Linked DNA regions of Mus musculus: region 2 is linked to region 1. A link is a loop called in an ENCODE intact Hi-C map of the cell type or tissue named here. Cell type or tissue: heart. All regions are shown on one strand. Each heading gives the region's core, and the rest is flanking DNA. Links, peaks and the distances in the headings are about the cores only.

What was found. Hi-C counts contacts between places; a loop is a spot of excess contacts. Peaks named below come from ENCODE experiments on the same cell type or tissue, not always from the same donor. Only the 100,000 strongest peaks of a DNase experiment are listed, where the experiment ranks them.
Region 2: it touches region 1 in a loop (1.8-fold over the local background); 3 of 42 quality-filtered maps call a loop at or near these places.

Annotation. Positions count from the first base shown.
Region 1 is chr13:113,419,679-113,424,076 of GRCm38, reverse strand. It overlaps Gm41071 (a long non-coding RNA gene), which reads left to right and starts at 87. Exons shown (of 3, transcript XR_873978.1): 1 at 87-233; 2 at 3,243-3,300; 3 at 3,928-4,398. In heart, for the core only: no CTCF peak of the experiment used is centred there; a DNase peak (open chromatin) is centred at 2,396.
Region 2 is chr13:113,484,722-113,489,119 of GRCm38, reverse strand. 4921509O07Rik (RIKEN cDNA 4921509O07 gene) reads left to right here. Exons shown (of 7, transcript NR_045501.1): 2 at 3,197-3,363. Among named protein-coding and RNA genes, the nearest start is that of 4921509O07Rik, 16 kb to the left of the region's middle. In heart, for the core only: no CTCF peak of the experiment used is centred there; a DNase peak (open chromatin) is centred at 2,359.

The DNA.
Region 1 (4,398 bases), core at 311-4,310:
GTTCCCCTGACTGGGCCTCACAGCTATTTCTGGGGTTTCAGCAGTTCCTCAAATGCACACAGTTCTCTTACAGGGATCTTCGCTTTGTCTGTTAGCTTCTCTAGGAGTACATGAGGCCCCATCTCTTCCTTGTTTCATAGAAATACGGTCACTGCAGAAGTATATCTTCCTGCCCACATTCTGTCTTCTGTGGATGTCCAGAGTGGAGAGCAGCAAGTCCCTCAGACCTCGCAGTGAGTACTTTGTTCTGGGTTTCATGAAGAAATGAAGGAAATAAATGCCTATCCCTTGGACTCAGTATTAGCTGATCCTGGATGTCATGCCAAAAATCTTGTAAGTCAGTCAAAGTCCCTTAAAGCCAGTCTTATTCTAGATCTTCTCACCACTGACCAGCCTGGGGACCAGCCAGTGGTGACTGCATGGACTGTCACCGTCCCACTGTCCTCTATCATACTGCACTGTAGGCTACCTTACATGCAGACCTCCTCCCAATGGGCCGTATTCTCCATGCAAACTAATATTTAGTAAATGTGTACCCAGAAAAGCCAATCTCGTATAACCAGAAAGGTCTGGACTTTTCATTTGGTTCAGCCAAGAGCCATACACACACGCACACACACACACACACACACACACACACACACACACTCACACACCATGCCACATTATAAACCATTCTCAAACTTTGACTTCTCCTTAGCTGTAGGCTCTATCCTGCTGTGTTTTCACATATAAAACTTCTTTTTGCATTTTGATCTGAAAACCAGAATCTTTGATAGACTGTTCTCCCACTAATTACTATTACCGTAACTCTCTTTTTTCAAAGCCACTTTTTAAAAACTTAATCACGGAATCTTGTTGACAAGTACTTTAAATATATCAGCATTCCTTGACTTTTTATATAGGATATAAAATAAACATAACCCAAAATGTTGGGATTGAATTATGCCTCCAAAAAAAATCTACTAGAGTCCTGAGCTCTAGTTTCTCAGAATGGAGGACTGCATTGAAACAGGGAAGTCCAGTTAAAATGAAGCCACTAGGGTAAATTAATTCAACATGACTCTCATCTTCACACACACACACACACACACACACACACACACACACACACACACACACACAAAGATGAAATTTGAGCATAGACACGAGCAAGAGAAATGCCATGTTGAGATGAAGTAAATAATTATACAAGGCTTTGGCAAGGGAAGATACCCAACGATGCCTAGCAACCCACCAGAAATCAGAAGGTTAATATAAAACATAGAACAAATTTCACCTTGGCATGCCAAAGATGGAGACTACCTGCTGACTTAATCTCGGAATTGTGAGACAGCCTGTCTCCCTCACTCAAACCACCCAACTTCTGGTACTTTGTTATAGGATCTCTCAGACATAAAAATTATCTCTGTCCAATTCTATGGTTTCGTTTTGGGTGTCAAGGATTGAAGTTAGGGTCTGGAGCACACCAGGCAAGTGCTCTAACTCTGAGTTACATCCTCAGCTCATTTATTGATAAGATTGGTGGATTTGATCACCCATCTCCCTGCTGCCTCTCCTCCCACTTGGCCATCATCAGCGCACAGTCTTTAATGAATGAACCATGGATTAGAGCAGTGGTTCTCAACCTGTATATCAGATATTTCTATTAGGATTCATAACAGTAGCAAAATTACAGTTATGAAGTAGCAACAAAATAATGGTGTGGTTGGGGTTACCATAGCCTGAGGAACTGTGTCAAAGTGTCACCGTGTTAGGAAGGTTGGGAACTGCTGCTTTCGAGGGACAGTTCTGAATCCGCTTATCTCTACTCTGTAAGTCTGAATTGTTCTGGGCTGGAAACTTTTGCACACTTGCTTCTCTATTTCATGCACCCACAGTATGTATCATTTATATTCATTGTTTTCTGTTTCTGACTAAGCTCAAATCATTTCAACACACAATTAAATCAGTTAGTACACACTAGTTAAACATCATAAAAACTCTCTTGAACTTATCCAGGTCAGTGCCAGCTTCAGAACTATGGACATTTTGGACTAGATAATTCCTGAGGGAGCTCTCTGGTGCTTCACAGGATGTATAGCAGCATCCTTACCCTTGACCCACTAGATTCAAGCATGTCACTTTATGAGTGTCTCCAGGTGCTGTCGAGTGACCTGAGAGCAAACATACTCCCCACTGAAAACCACTGTTGTAGGAACCCAGAAAGCACACTTCTAGTATGCCCTGGAATCTCAACAGAAGGAATGAAAGATACCCATGGATTAGGTGTCCCAGGAGTGTGTTGTTTGTGAAATACAGTGAATAATGTGCAGATGTTGGGAGCTGAAATCCAGCAATGAGGCAGGAGTGCTGGCAAGTCACATAGTAGGGAAGGGCCTTGACCTTCGGATGTGGACAGGAAGTGACACAGTGGTAGCAGATGGGGCGGCCATGTGAACAAGAAGTCTGGACTGTCCATTCCACGACCATGAGGAAGAATTAAGATAGGCTGCAGGAGGCTGTGTTTAGATCAGGGAAAGTTGCCACTCCTTTCCTCTATTCTTATTAATGCTTTGATAATCTTCCAGCTTGACAAATTGTTTCTTTTTATAGAACTAAAGAGCCAAATAAAATGAAAGAAAGTAGGGTGTTCTTCTAATTGCTCTGCTGATGCCAAAGAACAAAGAAGTGACTGAGATTTAGGGGAGCAGCACGATCCTTAAAGTGTAAAAGGAACAATTTGCATTCACATGTGCTTTGCTGCTATGAAGTATTTTCTCACATGCCCTTGCCCTGATACCCTTGGGAGACAAGGTGGGACTCCGAAATGTCCCTTGACGCAGTTCTCTTCTTCCTTTAACAGAGGAATTCTGAGTTTTTATTTTTTGCATCAAGATTTTCAGGTGTGATAAGGATAGTGGCCATGATATGGAGACTAACTTCTGGCCAGATGAAACCTATCTGAACTTATTTTTAAGGGGCGGGATGACACAACAATTTCTTCTCTTTTGCTTTTCTTTAGCCAGGACTTGAGTGGAGACCTGGCAAGAGGGTAAGGAGCTATTTGGTCTGGACTGAAAACCCACACTGAAAATAGTAGAGGAGAAAGTAAAAGAAGCTTCCATAATACTAAAGAACAGGAGCGGGAAACCATTTTGTTGTTGTTGTTGTTGTTTTGGGTTTTTTGTTTTTGTTCTTGTTTTTGTTTGTTTTTGACAAAGGACTATATAAGAACAGATTTCTGTTTTGTCGACTTACAGGTCTTTGCCATAGCTAATCGATTCTGTCATTCAGAGTGATAACAGCCATAAGGAATTGGTGAGTTCTAATATGTTTCAACTTGTGGCCCACTGTGATTTTCTAGATAGAAAAATAGGAATTTCTTTTGAGACAGAGTTCCATGTGTCATATGTCTCAGGTTGGCTTCAAATTTTCTAGGTAGGTAAGAATGACCTTGGACTTCTTCTAATCCTTCAGCCTCTGCTTCTTGAGTGTCCCGTGTATGGGCTTCCATGTCCAGGGCATGCTATGCTGAGGAGTGGACCCACAGCTTTAAGCACACTCCACGAACACTCTCCCAGCTCTGCCACAGCTCAACCCTGAACTGTGAATTTCTAATAATCATCCTTCATCTACCCCCCCCCATTATACTGCTGTCACCTTATTACGTTATTTTGCCTTTTTGCTGTCATAGGAATTGTTTCCGGGGTTTTGAACATGCTGGGCAAATCACCCTACAACTGAGCCAGTTTTCACTGATTTCTTTTCAACACCTTAGAAATGGTGTGCAGTTCTTAGTTGTACAGCTGTACAAAAGTAGACAGATGATGACTGCCTTCAGTAGACTCCATGTTGGCTATCCCCAACTGTGGAGTACCATCCTGTCTCTGACAGCTTTGCTTTAGGCTTTCTTTACAGGGTAAGAGACATTTCTGTGTTGGTCAGGATGAAGCTGCCTGTGACTCAGCAGAACTGAGCCCTGAGAGGCAGAAATTCAATGCAGCACCTGTCAGGGATGCTCCACCCCACATGAACCATCAAGAACAATCCTGTCAGGGCTTTGGATGGTCCTCCGGCTTCTCTGGCTTTCTACCCAAGGTTCAAAGTTATAACTATCCTTGAGGATCTTCCTCTGTCTACTAGAACCTAGAGGTTGGAAATAAAGTATTGAGAATTTACTTGTAAATATTCATGGTCATGAGTCTGGCTCAAGTCCTCTGGCCTCTGCTCCATCATCAATACTGGATCAGCCTCCTCTTGGATGTCCTGTTGTTTCCCTGTGTCATGGAGATCCTGCAGCTTTGGATCCACAGGACCAGCCTCTTCATGCTCTCCAGCAGTTCATAGATGAGGTAGATGTTGCAGTGGACCAACTCAGAGCCCTGGATATTATAAGCCTGCTTGGTTATATTCCCT
Region 2 (4,398 bases), core at 270-4,269, 65 kb before region 1:
CTGGGCTTAGCCCCAGCCCTCTCTGAGTTTTCCTTGACTGCTGACTTCTCATCCTCTTCCATAAGATGAATGTTGTGCTTCTCCTGGAATTCACTGAGTTCTTTCCCCTTTGCTTGAAGCTTCTGTGACAGTGTCTCAATGACCTTCTGTATCTGCTCCTTGTTGATTGATTGATTGATTGATTGATTGATTTAGTGCTGGCAAAAGTTAACCTGCTTTCTAAGTAAGGGATTGTGTGTGGTTAGTTCGGGGGAAGGAGTCTTTTAAGTGGAAATTTCTGGTTGTGTCTTGTGAGGCAGGCTCAGGTGATGTTCTGCTGAGGCCAGACACATTAGAACACTTGTGGTGTTTAGAGAGAGTATACATAGGGCTCAATGGACAGTGAGGGGGTGCTTGCATAGCCAACTGTGCAACTCTTCATTGGTCTCCAGTCTCTGCTGCTCTTCATTGAGAGAGACACAATACAGAGCCTCTGGTGTCCTGGCTGGTCCTGGTTGCTCCTGCTGACTCCTGCTGATTCAGTGGAGGCCTGGGGGTTTCTGCTGGATTGTGCAGCTGTTGCTGATTTGTGTTTGATGGCACACTTTTGAACAGTAAAGTTGGTATCCTGACACTACTGGACTGGACTGCTGGTATTCTGACAAATGGAGATTGGAATTACCCACAAAGAACTACTTCTAAACAGGTTCACATCCCCTTGTCCTATTTACAATCTTTTCTCCCCTACCTTTGGATGGTAGGTTAGAAGGCAGGGCTGGGGGGTTTGCAGCATTTGAGAACCCTAATTAAAGTAGGTTTTGAAAAAACTAAGCCTATATAGTCTGTTGTATAGGAATATAACAGATGTAAGCACAGTGCTGCAGAAAACTGAGATCTGTCCTGGTCCAAAGATCATCTCGCATCTGAGCATACACAGCTCTGTAGACCAGCGCATATGTTCAAAACAGTAGATGTGCTTAGGTCTGCTTGATCTTTGAAATACCCTGAACTAATGCCGTACCTTTTCTTTCTTTTCGTTGACAACTTCAACAGAAGTCTCTAAAATATACATTCTCTAATATTTTTAAGTTTTTTGATTATCCCCCTAGATTGTAAGTTTCTTGATTCCTACTCTCAGAAATAGATAAATGAATGAAAAAGAAAATAAGAAAAGAACCCAATCAATGTCCTAGTGTGTTGGCTGCGTGTTGAATTTAATTGGCTACTTAATAGATATTCATTTCTTCTCGACTTAGGAACATTAACAGTGAACGAGCTGTGCCTCCAGCGGAACCTTCAGTACCAATGCCCATGGCCAGGGGCAGTATCTATCTGGCTTCCTGGCTCCTTGCCATGAAGCTAAGCAAAGGTGCTAACCAGAACCTACTAAGTTTGCACAGCAAGTAATAATTTGAAAAGATTCCTAGAATTAACTCAACATTTTTTTATAACACGGCTAAGAAAATAAAAAGCAGCTTTGACTCTCCCATTTGCAAATCAACATCTTGACAATAAAACCCTTGGTTAAAGGATTGTTGTCGGTGGGAGCCTTGTACAGCCCGTGACCCTGGACTTCAAGTTCAAAGGGTGTTCAAAGGCCTCTGCAGCTTCTTGTGATGGGAGATTTGCTGGTGGATGAAAGAATTGTGGCTTTAAACCCGAACAGATAGAGGATAAGTTTATTTGGTGCACTCCAAAGAGAGCAGCAGGCATGGCAGTAAAAGAAAGAAGTGCCTGTGTATGGGATGAGCTTGAGGGTGGAGTCTCACTGGGTTAGGGCGAGCCACTTCACATGCAGTGGCTCAGCATGTAATTCCCACCGTATTACTGATTGGCGATGTTCAGTCTTGAGCAGTTAGGGTGAGTCATAACGCATTCAATTTCCCAGGCATGTAATTTCCACTATGCAAATGAGTTATTTTATTTTATTTTTTTGCTTCTTGCTATCATGTGGTTCTGCTATTTCACTATTGAGGTGAAGTGGAGCTTGAGACCAGGCTTGCTCTGGCGACCTGTTCCCTTTCTGTCCTTTCAATCACAGCCTTCCTTCCACATTTCCACGTCCATAGTGAGATCACAGGGATGAGGGAGTACAAGTAGTTTGGACAGATGAAGACCTTTTATTCTTTACAATAAGACTAGGGTGGAAGGTGGACCTCAGATACTCATCCTGCTTTTGTTGAGTACTTGTATTCTTGCAGCCATCTAAGCAACTGTTCTCCCTTGAGAGTCCCAAAAGATTGAAAAGAATAAATAAATAAAGTGAAGCTGTTCTCTGAAGTCCCAGGAGAAAAAGGACTTGCCAGGCACAGGGATGAATTTCTTGTTGTTTGCCCTGGATTTGCCTATTCTGACCCTTGCCTCACTCACACCCTACCCACTGCACACGGGGCTTTGCTGAGCTGGAAATTTAAGTTAGGGGGAAGTGCTCTGGCTTTGGCCTCTTGCTTTCTCAGCACTTCCATCAAAGGTCGCCACGTGAGCTGGAAAGGAAGCTCTGCCTGCACTGTGTTGAGTTAACAACGGGCTTTCTGAGAACAGCAAGGAACTATGGTCGGTAGCAGCAAGAACTGGGTTTCAGGCATGACTGTGCTATTCCTGAGACTCTTGGCAAGTCCTTGCTCAATAGAATAGTGGATTTCAAATAGCAAGAGAAAGCTAAGGTTTGCCACCACCTACACATCCGCACTGTTGACTACAAGAGGGAGATAGCCATTTTCCTGCTCTTAGGGTTTTGTTCCCTACCACTGACAGCTATGTGGGAAATTGTAACCTAAATCCTTTCTTCAATATAGAATTGCAACACCTCTCTTCATACAGAGAGTACCTCATTTCCAAAAATTTCATGATCCCTGTCTTGGGTATTCCATTTAGGGAGAGATGAGAGAAACATTTACTTGTGGCCCCCATTCATGGGAGTCACAAAGGAAAGAGCTCCTAAAGGGATGCCACAAAGAACCATATACTCTTACACCACACTACTTGTCAATTATTCTATCAATGAATGAATCCATGTATTCATTCATTCATTCATTCATTCATTCAGTAAATATTTGTGTTGAGTTCATTCACCCATTAAATAAATTATACTGTAACAATACATGATTTGGGAATATAAGGGTAAGTCCTGGGGATAAACCACCCTTGTTTATATTAGGAAGAGACTGAGATAATAAGAAAGCCCTTAAAATGATGATCATTATATTTCCTTTGATAGAGAAGCCATGGAGTGATATAAGCTTGACAAGATGGAGGCGTGGATCCATCTACTTTTCAAAGAAGTGATGTATAAGGAGAAGCAGTAGGAGTCATCGGGTGACAAGAGTTGGGAGGGCAGTATATTCAGAGCGGTCAAGACAATGGACAATCTCTGTAAGCCGGAAGGTGAGAGAGGTCATGTGTGTTGCAACAGAGATTGTAGAAGGATGGGTGTGGCGAGGGGAAGCATGAATAAAGCAGTGGTAATCGGGCACTTCTGTGGACTCTTAAGCAAGGGAGTGTTACAAAAGTGTGTTAGGAGAACAGCTAGTCTGCTTTCTGTGTTCAGCACATACTGGAAGTGACAGGGACCAGCCGTAGGGAGACAAGTGAGGGATTATGGGTAATGATAAGATGAGGAGGGCTGTCCATGAAAATGGAGGGAAGACTGACAGAGCCAGATGTCTTTGAGATTGGCTAGATATTGCACCAGGAGAAACCGGAGAACACTGTATGGTATCAGATTTGTAGAAGCTGCCCTCTACTGAAAAATACTCACTGGGACTCATTTATCATAGCAGTTTTCAAGCTCTGTCCAAATAGTGTCAGGCTTTCCCAGAGGTGTGTGAAGGCACCCATTCAACCAGAATGTCTCCATATTGACCCATGTAGACAAAGACTTGAAAGCTACTATTCTTCTTTCTCACAGTGGACTCATTCTGTCTGAATTCCACTTGCCCCCAGCATTTATTAAATTTGGATGTGGGTATGTCGACACCACCTCTGCCTCCATGCTCCTAAGATCTCAAGTCCCCTAAAAATGTGGATCTCTTTTCTGGTGTGGTGTGGTGTGGTGTGGTTTTTTTTTTTTTTTTTTTTTTTTTTAAATACCTCTGTTCCCACACCCACCTAATTCCATCTTGCATCTTGCTTGGCTTGCCCCCATTGTAATTATCTTACAGCTCTTCTTTGAGATATGTGTGTGTGTGCATGTGTGTTGAATTAATCTAAACTGTGACATTTATCAACAGAGATAAGAATTAAACATGACAGCTGACTGGCAACATTTTTTTTTGTTGTTGTTGTTAGTTCAAACTCCTTCACAAGGGACAGAAGACAAGACCAGTCTCTTTTGACTAGAAGATCACTTCTTGAAAGGACCAACTTCAGCCTGTGCCCAGGGGAGGACAGGGCGGGGCAGGAGGGAGATAGAGGCACAAA